Regions from separate parts of the Homo sapiens genome. Here region 1 is linked to region 2. Evidence: read pairs that join two places in POLR2A ChIA-PET (ENCODE). Cell type or tissue: CD4-positive, alpha-beta T cell. All regions are shown on one strand. Each heading gives the region's core, and the rest is flanking DNA. Links, peaks and the distances in the headings are about the cores only.

Region 1 (5,369 bases), core at 219-5,218, 65 kb before region 2:
GTGATCCACCTGCCTCGGCCTCCCAAAGTGCTGGGATTACAGGCGTGAGCCACACACCGGCCTCCTTGTGTAATCTCAATCAAGTCCTTTCCCCATCTATAAAATGAAAGTGGCGGAACCAGATGGTTGGTTTCCAAGCTCCTTCTACCTTCAACCATGTAAATTTTTCTCTGATCAAGAAATAACTTTCTCTTCCACATGCTGAGGCTGTTGGCAAGGGAAAATGTGCATTTATAGCTGCTGGTCCCCAGATGGGAGGAACCACTGTTTCCCAAGGCCAAGGGCAGAGTAAACTGATTAGAAAACCACCTGTGAGCTTTCCCCTGTTTGAACTGTACTATTAATACACCCAGTGCAGGTCTCTGAACACAGCATTACCTACCTTCCAACAAAACTCACGGTCAAGGCAAGACAAGAGCCTGAAAACAATGGCTGCAATGAAGAATGCCTGCTTGTGCAGAATTCTTGTACTTTCTTGTTTTTGATGCCTGTAATTAGGGCATCAGTCTAAACTGGGGCCCTCCTTAGGCACAAAGAGGAGGAAAAACACAAAGTCCCATTCTGAACCTGACAGCTCATAAAACAAGGGCCAAACCTAGTAAATAAAAAATGTCACTGACTCACTTAACCACAAACACTGAAGAGGCCTACTATGTGCTGGCCCTATGCTGGACAGAGGAGGAAGGAAAGAGACATGGTCCCTTGCCACCCACGTACTCAGAGTACATATGGAGTGTACATATCCCTAGGCAGACTATGATGAGAGCTATATTAGAGGGTCAGCCTTTGCTACAGAAGATGGAAAGGGGAACAACTAATCCAGCAGAAGGCTCAGAAAAGCTTCACCATGGAGGCCACATGAGATGTAAGAGATGTAAGCCTTGAAAGATGAGGAGGAGGAGGGAAATCCAGGAAGAGAGAATATAAGCAAAGGCTCGAGCAGGAACATGCAGGGAGTGTTTGAGAAACAGAGATTTGGCCGGGCACGTTGGCTCACATCTGTAGTACCAGCACTTTGGGAGGCCCAGGCAGGCGGATCACCTGAGGTCAGAAGTTTGAATCCAGCCTGGCCAACATGGCGAAACCCCGTCTCTACTAAAAATACAAAAATTAGCCGGGTGTGGTGGCTCATGCCTGTAATTCCAGCTACTCAGGAGGCTGAGGCAGGAGAATCACTTGAACCTGGGAAGTGGAGGTTGCAGTGAGCCGAGATTGTGCCACTGCACTCCAGCCTGGGTGACAAAGTGAGACTCCATCTCAAAAAAAAAGGAGAAACAGAGACAACTAGTTTATTTTGACTGAAGCACAGGTTGCAGGTTTGGGAAAACCAAGGGAAACAGGGAGGGGAGAGGTGTGGGAACAAATTGTGCAGGAACTTGTCTGAGGCTGGAGTCCAAACTCTACATCCAGCTTGTCCAACCCGCGGCCCTGGATGGCTCTGAATGTGGTCCAACACAAATTCATAAACGTTCTTAAAACACTGAGATTTTTTTGCAATTTTTTTAAAGCTCATCAGCTATTGTTAATGTTAGTGTATTTTATGTGTGGCCCAAGATGGTTCTTCTTCTTCCAATGTGGCCCAGGGAAGCCAAAAGATTGGACACCACTGCTCTATATAGTAGGCAATGATGCCCACCAAGGTTTCCGAGTAGTGTCTCAGGAAGAGCACAAGGGCACCCATGAAGAGGATGCAAAAGGAACTAAGTAATTCAATTACTCTGGGACCACATTACAGGAGACCACATGCACTTTCTAAGCACGTGCTGGGCTCTGACAGCTCCTGTTCACAGAGCTTCCCTCTCCCATGGCTTCGCTTCATGCAATCTGAGTTGCCATCCCCCACAACTGTCAACATCTGCAAAATACCAGAGTAACAGGACTCCTAACCAACTCTCTGGATTACAGAGAGAGAAGTGTTGAGGTGGGAGCAGATGGGCAGAGGGGGCACCAAAGCCTCTAGCTGGCTCAGTTCCATATAAAACCCAACCCTGGATTTCCTCTTCACATCACTTCCAGCCCAGCCCTCTAATGAAGGGCTGAAGCTAAGGAGAGTGGGCTGAAAGCACCTGGCTGATGGGTGGTGATCCAGTGAGACATTACACCTACTGTCCAGCATGTGCCTGGCGCATGGGCAGTGGTGCCCTTCCCATTCTGCAGGGTCAGTTCCATCTGTAAATCCCACTGAGGCTTCAAGGCCCAGGTCACAACAACTCTTCTCTCAGAGCCTTTCTAAAGTACCCCAATCCAAAATGACCAAGCTCCTAGAAATCACAGCTACCATGTATTCAGCACCCATTACATGACAGGCGCCATACTAGGTGACTTCCATATAATCCTATTCACCCTTCACAATGACCCTATTATGGCCATTTCCTAGGGAAGAAAGTGAAGCTCTGGGAGGGGAAGCAGACTTGCCCCAGGACACACAGCTAAGAGGTGGAAGAGATGAGATCTAAACCCAGGACTCCCTGACCCTGAAGTTGAGCACTTCTAACAACACTTCATTCCTGTGAGCCTGCCTGCCTCTGATCTGCCACTGTCAGGGAGCTTGGAGCTCTCTAGAAGACAGGGTGCACCTGACACTCTTATTACCTTTCCCTGTGGACAGCCATCCACACAGGCAGGAGCCTTTAAATACTGAAAATAAATGAAAACAATTAACTTAAAAATAACGCAGTACACAGATTTCACAAATTCCTCACGTGAAAAACTATTCATGATACTGGACTGCCTGAGCCCTGCGCCCAGCCATAGCCTCGGTCCTGATCCCTGGGAGAGACTGAGTCTCAAACGGGCCACAGAGTAAGCGCCATCTCGGACACCGGCCACGCCCCGACCCCAGGCACAGAGGTCGCAGACAGCTCGGGACAGTCCTGAAAAGCGTCCCCTTAGGCTGTCCCTCCGCAGCTGAATCGCGTCGTGACCTCGGGCAGCCGTGAAGGCCCTGACTGCCCCCTTCCGGGCACACGAGCTCACTCACAGACCCCGGCCCCATTTAGCTCGGAGGAATACCTCGCAGGTCTCGCTTTTACCTTCGCTGGCTCCCGCCGGGGAGCGGTCGCGCGCACCCCTACCTGCAGATCGCTCCTCCGAGAACGCGGAAGAGGCGGTGCTAGATCCAGGGGGTGGGCCCGATCAGAGAGGAGGGTGAGGGGGCGGAGCTGCGCCTGCGCCCTGATGGCTACCCAGGGCCGCCTGAGGGCAGGGGGCTCGAGCTGAGCGAACTGCGCAGGCGTGACAGGGAAGAGGCGGGGAGAGGGGAGATTGCTGGCAAGCGGGTGGGGCTTAGCTCCTCCGGCGCTTTCTTTTCCGAATGGAGGGTGGAGAAGCCCGGGAAGGTAGGAGGCCGGGCGCGACAGGTGTAATTAACATGTACTGAGAGCTTCTGCAGGCCAGGAAGGAATTTTAAAATGCCTTTTATATGTGGGGAAATGCTGCTAGTCTTTTCTAAAACGGGGGCCAATTCTGTACAATTTCTTTAAAAGTCTGAGTGCCTAGAATTTCACCATAAGAGTTTCTCCTTGAGTACAACATTATCCCCAGTATTTCAAAATTTTTAAAACTTTTAAAAGTTCATTTCTTGGGGAAAAACAACTGTAAATAGGTTAATGCCTCAACCAGTCTCCCCACATCCCCTTCCCAAGTCTGCAGCTGCGATGAGAAAGGATGAGAGTGTGGACTGGGATTTAATTCAGGCGCTGACTCCGAGTGATGGAGGTGAACATCCCTTCCCTGCCTGTCTCAGGATTATCGTGAGGATTTGGTAAGCCAAGCTAGTTAAAGAGCCCCAGGGACTTGCTTCCCATCATCCACCTGACAAACATTTGTTCCCTGTCTTGTCGGGGCTGTCTTTTCATCTGTATGATGGAAGGAGATTGGGAATATTAGTGAACATTCAGGACTTTGCTAGATTTCCCAATCTGGGTGAAGGCCGGAGAGGCGGAAGATCAAGCTTCTGTGTTCATTCCCTTCTGGAATCCTGCGGTCCAACCTGAGGGCCCCGATGTATCCTGACTTCTCCCACTCATTACCTTCCGTGGAGGCCGATCCAAGCTTCAAGTCTTCAGAGGCCCTGCTGGCCTGTTCCCTTCCCTGTTGCCTGTGGCAATAGCCCAAGAGATTCAGGACCTATGTTCCAGGTTCTCAAAGTTGCTATGTCCCTCACATGGCAATCAAATTCAGTTAACATCTTTGAGGGCTCTGGGGGTGCTCAGAGGAAGGAGGGCTCCCCCAAAGCAGGTGGAGCTCTAGTCATGACTGTGGCTTATTTCACCACATATTCCACAGCTTGCTGTGGGGTAGGGAGGAGAGGCAACAGGAAACCTCAGAGGCTGCAGTGTTTATGGGAGCCGAGGGTGATGCGGCATCCTTTACTCAATAGGTGGATGCTCTGCCCCAGGCTGGAGAGGATGGCTTACTACCTAGGTCCCTGCTCCAAATATTGTTTTGGAATTTTTTTTCTTTTTTTTTTTCTGAGACAAGGTCTCACTGTGTTCCCCAGGCTGGAGTGCAGTGGCACCAGCTTTGCTCACTGCAACCTCTGCTTGGGCTCAAGTGATCCTCCTGCTTCAGCCTCCTGAGTAGCTGGGATTACAGGCATGCACTACCATGACTGGCTAATTTTTGAATTTTTTTAGAGGCAGGGTTTTGCCATGTTGCCCAGGCTGGTCTCGAACTCCTGAGCTCAATGATCCTCCCACCTTGGCCTCCCAAAGTGCTGGGATTACAGGGAAGAGCCACTATGCCCAGCTTTGTTATGGACCTTGAGCCAACAGGAAAATAAAGCCCAGCCTGACTTCTCAACCAAGCTGCCACTCTACCTCCCAGGACCCTTTGTTACTAGGTTTTGCCCCATGGGAGTGTGCTCTTTTATCTGCATCATTGAGGCCCTATCTCTTTCTTTTCCCCTTCTCTTCCTTTCTGTCTATTCTTCTTTAAGCATCCCTCTGTGAATCTCTCAAAGCAATTTTGTGTCAGCTTCCTAATGTATTTACAGATATTCTCATGTAAGGTGCAGGTCTTGGGTCACACAGTTCTAAGATAAATCTACTCTCACTGCCATGGTCATATTTCAAAATGACCATGAACCCAAAGCATGGGACTTGTAACAGTCTGAGCTGTCCAATGACAGAGGAGGTAGTGAGCGATCTGTTATAGGAGGTGTGCAAATAGCACCCTTTTAGAATGCTGGGATTGGGCCTCCTGTGGTGAGCCAGAGGAAGAGGCAGCAGAATGGAGGGCCTTCCAGATTCTAGAGGAGTGACTAAAGGCAGGGATATTGGGGGCTGGAAGGGAAGCAAGGCAGCTGGCCAAAGACACACTTGATTCAACAAGCTATTATATGTCAAGCACTTAGAAGTGTACCTGAC
Region 2 (5,369 bases), core at 319-5,318:
TTTCATGGGTGAGGTCTGGAGGACCCAGGGACATCTTGGCTATCCCTCTGGTGGACTTTCCTGGTCAATGCATTATAGGGGGCCCCTTCTTCCATAAAATTCCTTTCTGGAGGTGACATAAAACACCACTCCCTTCACTGTCATGTAGATGGGATGTTTTTCTTCTCTCTGTAGTGGGCCGGCTCCTCCTCAATAAAGAGCCTCACCAGGGGTTTCTGCTTAGTCGGGCATGGCACCTGCCTGGCCAGAGCTGCAAGCAGCCCTGGGGGCTGTACCAGGACCAGGGTCAACCCTGCTAGTGGCTACAGCTGCAACTGGGCCTGCCATAGTGAAGGGGTAGAGAGGGCAAGGGACAGCCTGGGCAGTGAAGCTGTTGCTGGGATCTGAGGATATAGAAATAAATAAGTCAGACTCCCTACCTCAAGGAGCTCACTATCCAGTGGGAGAGACAGGCATAAAAGTAAACAAATGAAAGTACAACAGGTATTATGATGAAAATTTGCTCAAACATCCCCAAATGGTTAAGGTGGTTTCATGCCTCTGTACCTTTGTTTATGTTGCTGCTCCCCTTACCTGGAACATCCCCTCCTCTCCATTCTTTTTCAAAGGAAGTTTGCTAACAGATAAAACTAGAGAGAGACTGGCAGGGACTAGGGTATGAGGAACTTGTGTGAAACATTAAGGAGTTTGGATGTTATTTAGAGGTCAGTGGGGGGATAACAGTATGTGTAAATGTTGATGGGAATGATCCAGTGGGGAAGGACGGTAAAACCAGTTATTTATTTGTTCATGAGTGGGTAAGAATAAATGGATGCTGATAAAGTATTCAAAGTACAAGTAGACAACTCTTCAGAGATGCTTGTGTGTAAAACAGATCAAATACAGATCAACGAGAGAAGCCTGGAGGGGAATGTACATCAAAGAAAGGCTTTTAAGATGACAAATACTTGAGACTATCTCAATGCTGCTGGAAGGAGAGCAAAAATACTCATTCATTTACTGCATAACTGTTTCAAATGGCAAGAAAGATCACTACAGTAGCAGTGAGAGGAACTGGGGTAAAGTAGTCCAGGAATGGAAGTAGGGAACTCTAGTTAGAGGATAATGGCAACAGCCCAGGTGACGATGATGGAGTAGATTAAGGCAGTGGAAGTAGAGATGAGACAGAACTCAAATTTACAGTACTAAGTCTTTGGTTTCCTTTCATAAGACAACTACCTTCTTACCCTGCTAAATTCTCTCCCAAGCCCCTTTAATTTTCACCTCTGATCTCCTTTAGCTCTTCCCACTTGAACTCTTCAGATGCTCCTATAGCCCCTCATATGCACCTTAAGCCCCTCTAAGCTCCAGATCCTTCCCTCTGGAAGCTAAGAGGTGGTGTTAGGGACCCTGGACTCAGAGTCAGACAAATCCCAAACAGCTGTGTGACCTTTGGCAAGTCTCTTACTCTCGCTGATCCTCAGTCTCCTTAAGAGGGTTCAATGGGTGATCCGACTGTGACACTATTAGTCTTTGATGCCCTCCTCCCATCCCCAGTCGCCTTTCCTTGCAGTCAAGGCCCTAAGCTACCACCAGCCTGGGAACTCCAGCTCTGAGCCAGGCCTCAGCTATCTTAATATGTGACCTTGAGCAAGTCAAGTCCCTTCTCTAGAAGGCGTTTTCCCATTTCTATAATGAGGACAGGTGTCTCTGAGCTGCCTGCCTCAGGGCTGTCATAAGAGTCCACCTTAGCGTTTGGAGAACCAAAGCAGACAAACGTGGAACGAGCCAGGGCTTTGCAGAGACTCCCAGCTCTGACACCAATTAGCTGTGTGATCTTGGGCAAGTGACCTAGCCTCGCGGAGCCTGGCTACATCATCTGAAGAGCTGGGACAGTACTAGTGCCCACCTCACAGGGCTGTCCTAAGGCCCAGCAGCCCGGGCCGCCCCTCCTCCCGCCTCCTGCCCGCCTCCAGCCAACCCAGGCCCGCACCTGCGCAGCAGCTGGATCTTGTCGCGGTAGCGGTCGTAGAAAGGGTTGGCCTGGAGCTCGGCCTCGGCCCCGACCCCGCTGCTGTCGGCGCCCCCCTCGGGCCGGCCCGAGCCGGGGCGCACTGGGAAGACGCGCAGCTGCGCGGGTGACACGAGCCCCAGGCCCAGGGCGCGGCTGCGCACCGCGCACAGGCCCCGGTAGAGACCGGCCACCTGCAGGACCGCCGGTCCCGCGCCACCCGCAGCCGCCACCACCACAGCAGCCATGGCCGCCCCCGCCTCCTCCTCCTCCTCAGGCGCGTCGGCCTCGGCCCGCGGCCCGCGCGCCCGCTCCATCCCGCTCCGAGTGCGCCGCGCCCGCGCTCCGGCACCGAGGTTCCGCGCGCCCAAGGTTCCGGGCGCGGGATAGCGGCGAGGCGGGGCGGGGAGGAGGGGGCGCGCCGCTCTGGCCCCGGCACTGCGCGCTCTCGCCGCCCTGTGTATGCCACGGCCCGCCTCCTCCAGGGAGGCTGCCCAAATTCAACGCCCTTCCTCCCTCTGGGACCAGCAGCCTCTGCGCGCCAAGTCCGTTCTCTAAAGCCAGCGGATCTCCATGTCCTCGCGGTGCTTGCCCCTGGCACTCGCTGTAGTGCCAGGCACTCGATGTAGTAGTCCGTCCTTCAGCATCGAAGGTCTTTTCATCAACTATAATCACAGCAGCAAGCTTCTCTTTACTGAGGTTGCTATGTGCAGGACACTGAGCGGCTTCATACTCTGTGTGGCAGTATTATCCTCATCTAACAAATAAGGAAACTGAGGCCGAGAGTAATTATGTGACTTGTTCAAGTTCTACCCGACAGCTGAGCTCTTTTCAAGATGGCAGCTGCCTCCCAAGCCTCCTTTTCCTCTGCTTCCTGACATCCTCCTTGAACTCCAGCCACAGTGACCTATTCTCTCCCAAAGAAACACCAGGATTACTCCTTGAAGAGTCCTTATTCAGGCCCTTTTTGACCCCTGGAATCCTCTCTCCTTCCATTCTCTCAACCCAAATGCCACAATCTTCCTTACCGTCTGAACCAGGTGTGAGCTCCTAGGGTCAGGGACAGTGACATTAACATCTCTGTGTCCCACCTGCTCACAGAACAGGGCCAGTCCTGGAGTGGGCTCTCTGGGACAGTACTCATCATCAGGTCCTTCTTGTCTGGGTTTTGTCTGATTGAAGCCCCTCCTGGGACAGGGGCAGAGCCTTCAACTCTGCTCAATCCAACCTATGCTCATGGAGATCAGCCCTGAGCCCTGCCCTGTGCGAGGAACAGTGTAATGGAAGATGAATAAGTCCTTCAAGTATGCCAGCCCATACCTGGCTCACACTCCTAACACTTGCTGTTTTCTCTGTGGATCTGCATGTGGCTGCCTCCTCATCATCTAAGGGCTCAGTTCACATGTAAGCACCTCCAAGGGACCTAAATGACAACCCCTCCATCTCTTTATAGTCTTTATCCCATCACTCTATTGCATTCTCTTTATAGCAGTTATCATTATCTGAAGTTCTTAGATCCTTGTTTATATTAATTCATTGAGCTTACATTCTAGTGGAGTGAAACAGACAGTAAATATATAATGTTAGGTGATGCTACATGGTATGCAGAAAAACAGCAGGCCAAGAGAGATAGAGATAAGGGGACACTTGAGCAGAGACCTGAAGGTAATGTGGGAATGCTGGGGGAAGAGCCTTCCAGGTAGGGGAAACAGCAAGTGCAAAGGCCCTGATGAGGAGGTTATTGAGTCTGAATGAGTGAGGGCACAGCAGCAGAAATGAGACCAAGAAGGTATAGGGAGGGCTAGTTAGATTGCTTAGGCCTTGGTTAAGGACTTTGATTTTAAATCGAATGAGATCGGAAGTTACTATATGTTTTAAGCAGTGGAGTAACATGATCTACTTTTTAAAAGGATCATGCTGGCTGCTGGTGGGATTTAGGATATGTGGAGGCAAGGATGGAAACTCTCCCAAGGGTGACTAATTTATTCCAGTTTGCCTAGGACTTTCTTGGCTCTAGCATTGAAAGCCCCATGTCCTGAGAACCCACCCCAAGTCCTGGGCAAACCAGGATGTTGGTCACCCTACAGGGAACAGTAATCCAAGTGAGAGATGGTGGTACTTGGACTAAAGTGATAGTGATAAAAAAAAGTGGCCAGATTTTGGTTATATTTTGAAATAAAAGCCTAAAGATCTTGCTGATGGAGTCAGTGTGGGTGTGATAGAATGAAAGGAGTCAAGGATGACTTGCAGGTTTTTGGCCTGAACAACCCGAAGGACAGAGATACTACTTATGAAGAGGAGGAAGGCTGTAGGTAGGGTAGACTTTGGAGGATGGATAATCAGAGTTTGGTTTTGGACATGTTGGTTTGGGATAATTTAACAGACTGGCAAGGAGGGATGTCAACCAGGTATTTGGGTATGAGTCTAAAGTTCTGAGGAGCATTCCAGGCTGGAGAGATACAGTTGCGTACTGTCAGTGTATAGTGATATTTAAAGCCAGGGGTCTGGGTGAGATAACTGATGGAATGAATGTAGATAGAGCACTAAGAACTGAGCCCTAGACATGCCTACATTTAGAGATCAGGGGAAAAGGGAGAAACCAGCAAAGGAGACTGGAAAGTAGGGGCCAGTGATATACGAGGAGAACAAGGGTAAGTGGACCCTGGAGAGAATTCTGTGCTAAATAGTTCCCTAAGTCACACATTGGAGGACTATAAAGAGGGGAGTCATTAAAATGGTGCTAAGAAGCTGAGCTACAAGCAGTGGTGCAACATACTGGGAAGGCTGACTTAAGCTTAATTAGGGAAGGGCTTTCTAACTGAGCTGCCCATAAATGCATCAAGCTGCCTCAGGAGGTGGTGAGCAAGTTCCTGACTCAAGTGAGTCTTGAGTCCAGGGAGATTAGTTGCTGTGTGGGGAAAAATCTACCCCCAGGAGTCAAGCATGGCCCTGATGGTGGGATCAGATGGTGGAGATGAACTAGACAACTCTCAAAGTTTCTTCAAATTGGCGATGATATGATTCTGGGCAGTCTGTCACAGAGTAGGGGGGCTGAGCTGAGTCTTGAAGGATGAGCAGGTGTTCAGTGGTGGAAAAGTGGGCAGGGGCACTCCTGGGTGAAGGAGCAGCATGGGCACACCTCCAGAGATGTGAATGAGCAGGGTCTGTTCAGGAGTACGGACTAGGCAAAAGGGAAAAGTGTGTGGAGGACGAGGAGGGAAGTAAGGCTGGAAGTAGATGCAGGCCAGATGGTGGGAAGCCCCACAGGGCCTGGGGCCTGGGAAACACTTGTCAGCACTTGAAGGAAGGTAATTAAATAAAAGACAGATTGTTGGAGCCAAAGAAGGAGGTATTGACCACTTGGTTCCCTTGAGCAGGT

The links. Peaks named below come from ENCODE experiments on the same cell type or tissue, not always from the same donor. Only the 100,000 strongest peaks of a DNase experiment are listed, where the experiment ranks them.
Region 1: POLR2A ChIA-PET joins it to region 2 with 17 read pairs; 22 of 35 experiments call an interaction of 5 or more read pairs at or near these places.

Annotation. Positions count from the first base shown.
Region 1 is chr1:46,601,153-46,606,521 of GRCh38, forward strand. MKNK1 (MAPK interacting serine/threonine kinase 1) reads right to left here and starts at 3,116. Exons shown (of 13, transcript NM_001135553.4): 1 at 3,033-3,116. RefSeq lists enhancers at 2,430-2,930, 2,698-2,747 and a silencer at 3,078-3,297. In CD4-positive, alpha-beta T cell, for the core only: no CTCF peak of the experiment used is centred there; DNase peaks (open chromatin) are centred at 3,169 and 4,299; H3K4me3 peaks cover 2,239 bases; H3K27ac peaks cover 963 bases.
Region 2 is chr1:46,666,085-46,671,453 of GRCh38, forward strand. ATPAF1 (ATP synthase mitochondrial F1 complex assembly factor 1) reads right to left here and starts at 2,280. Exons shown (of 9, transcript NM_001394565.1): 1 at 1,973-2,280. The coding sequence starts at 2,238. It also overlaps the pseudogene NENFP1 and a transcript of TEX38 not described here. RefSeq lists enhancers at 1-255, 256-784, 2,580-2,729 and silencers at 1,850-2,469, 1,897-2,067. In CD4-positive, alpha-beta T cell, for the core only: no CTCF peak of the experiment used is centred there; a DNase peak (open chromatin) is centred at 2,337; H3K4me3 peaks cover 1,659 bases; H3K27ac peaks cover 1,214 bases.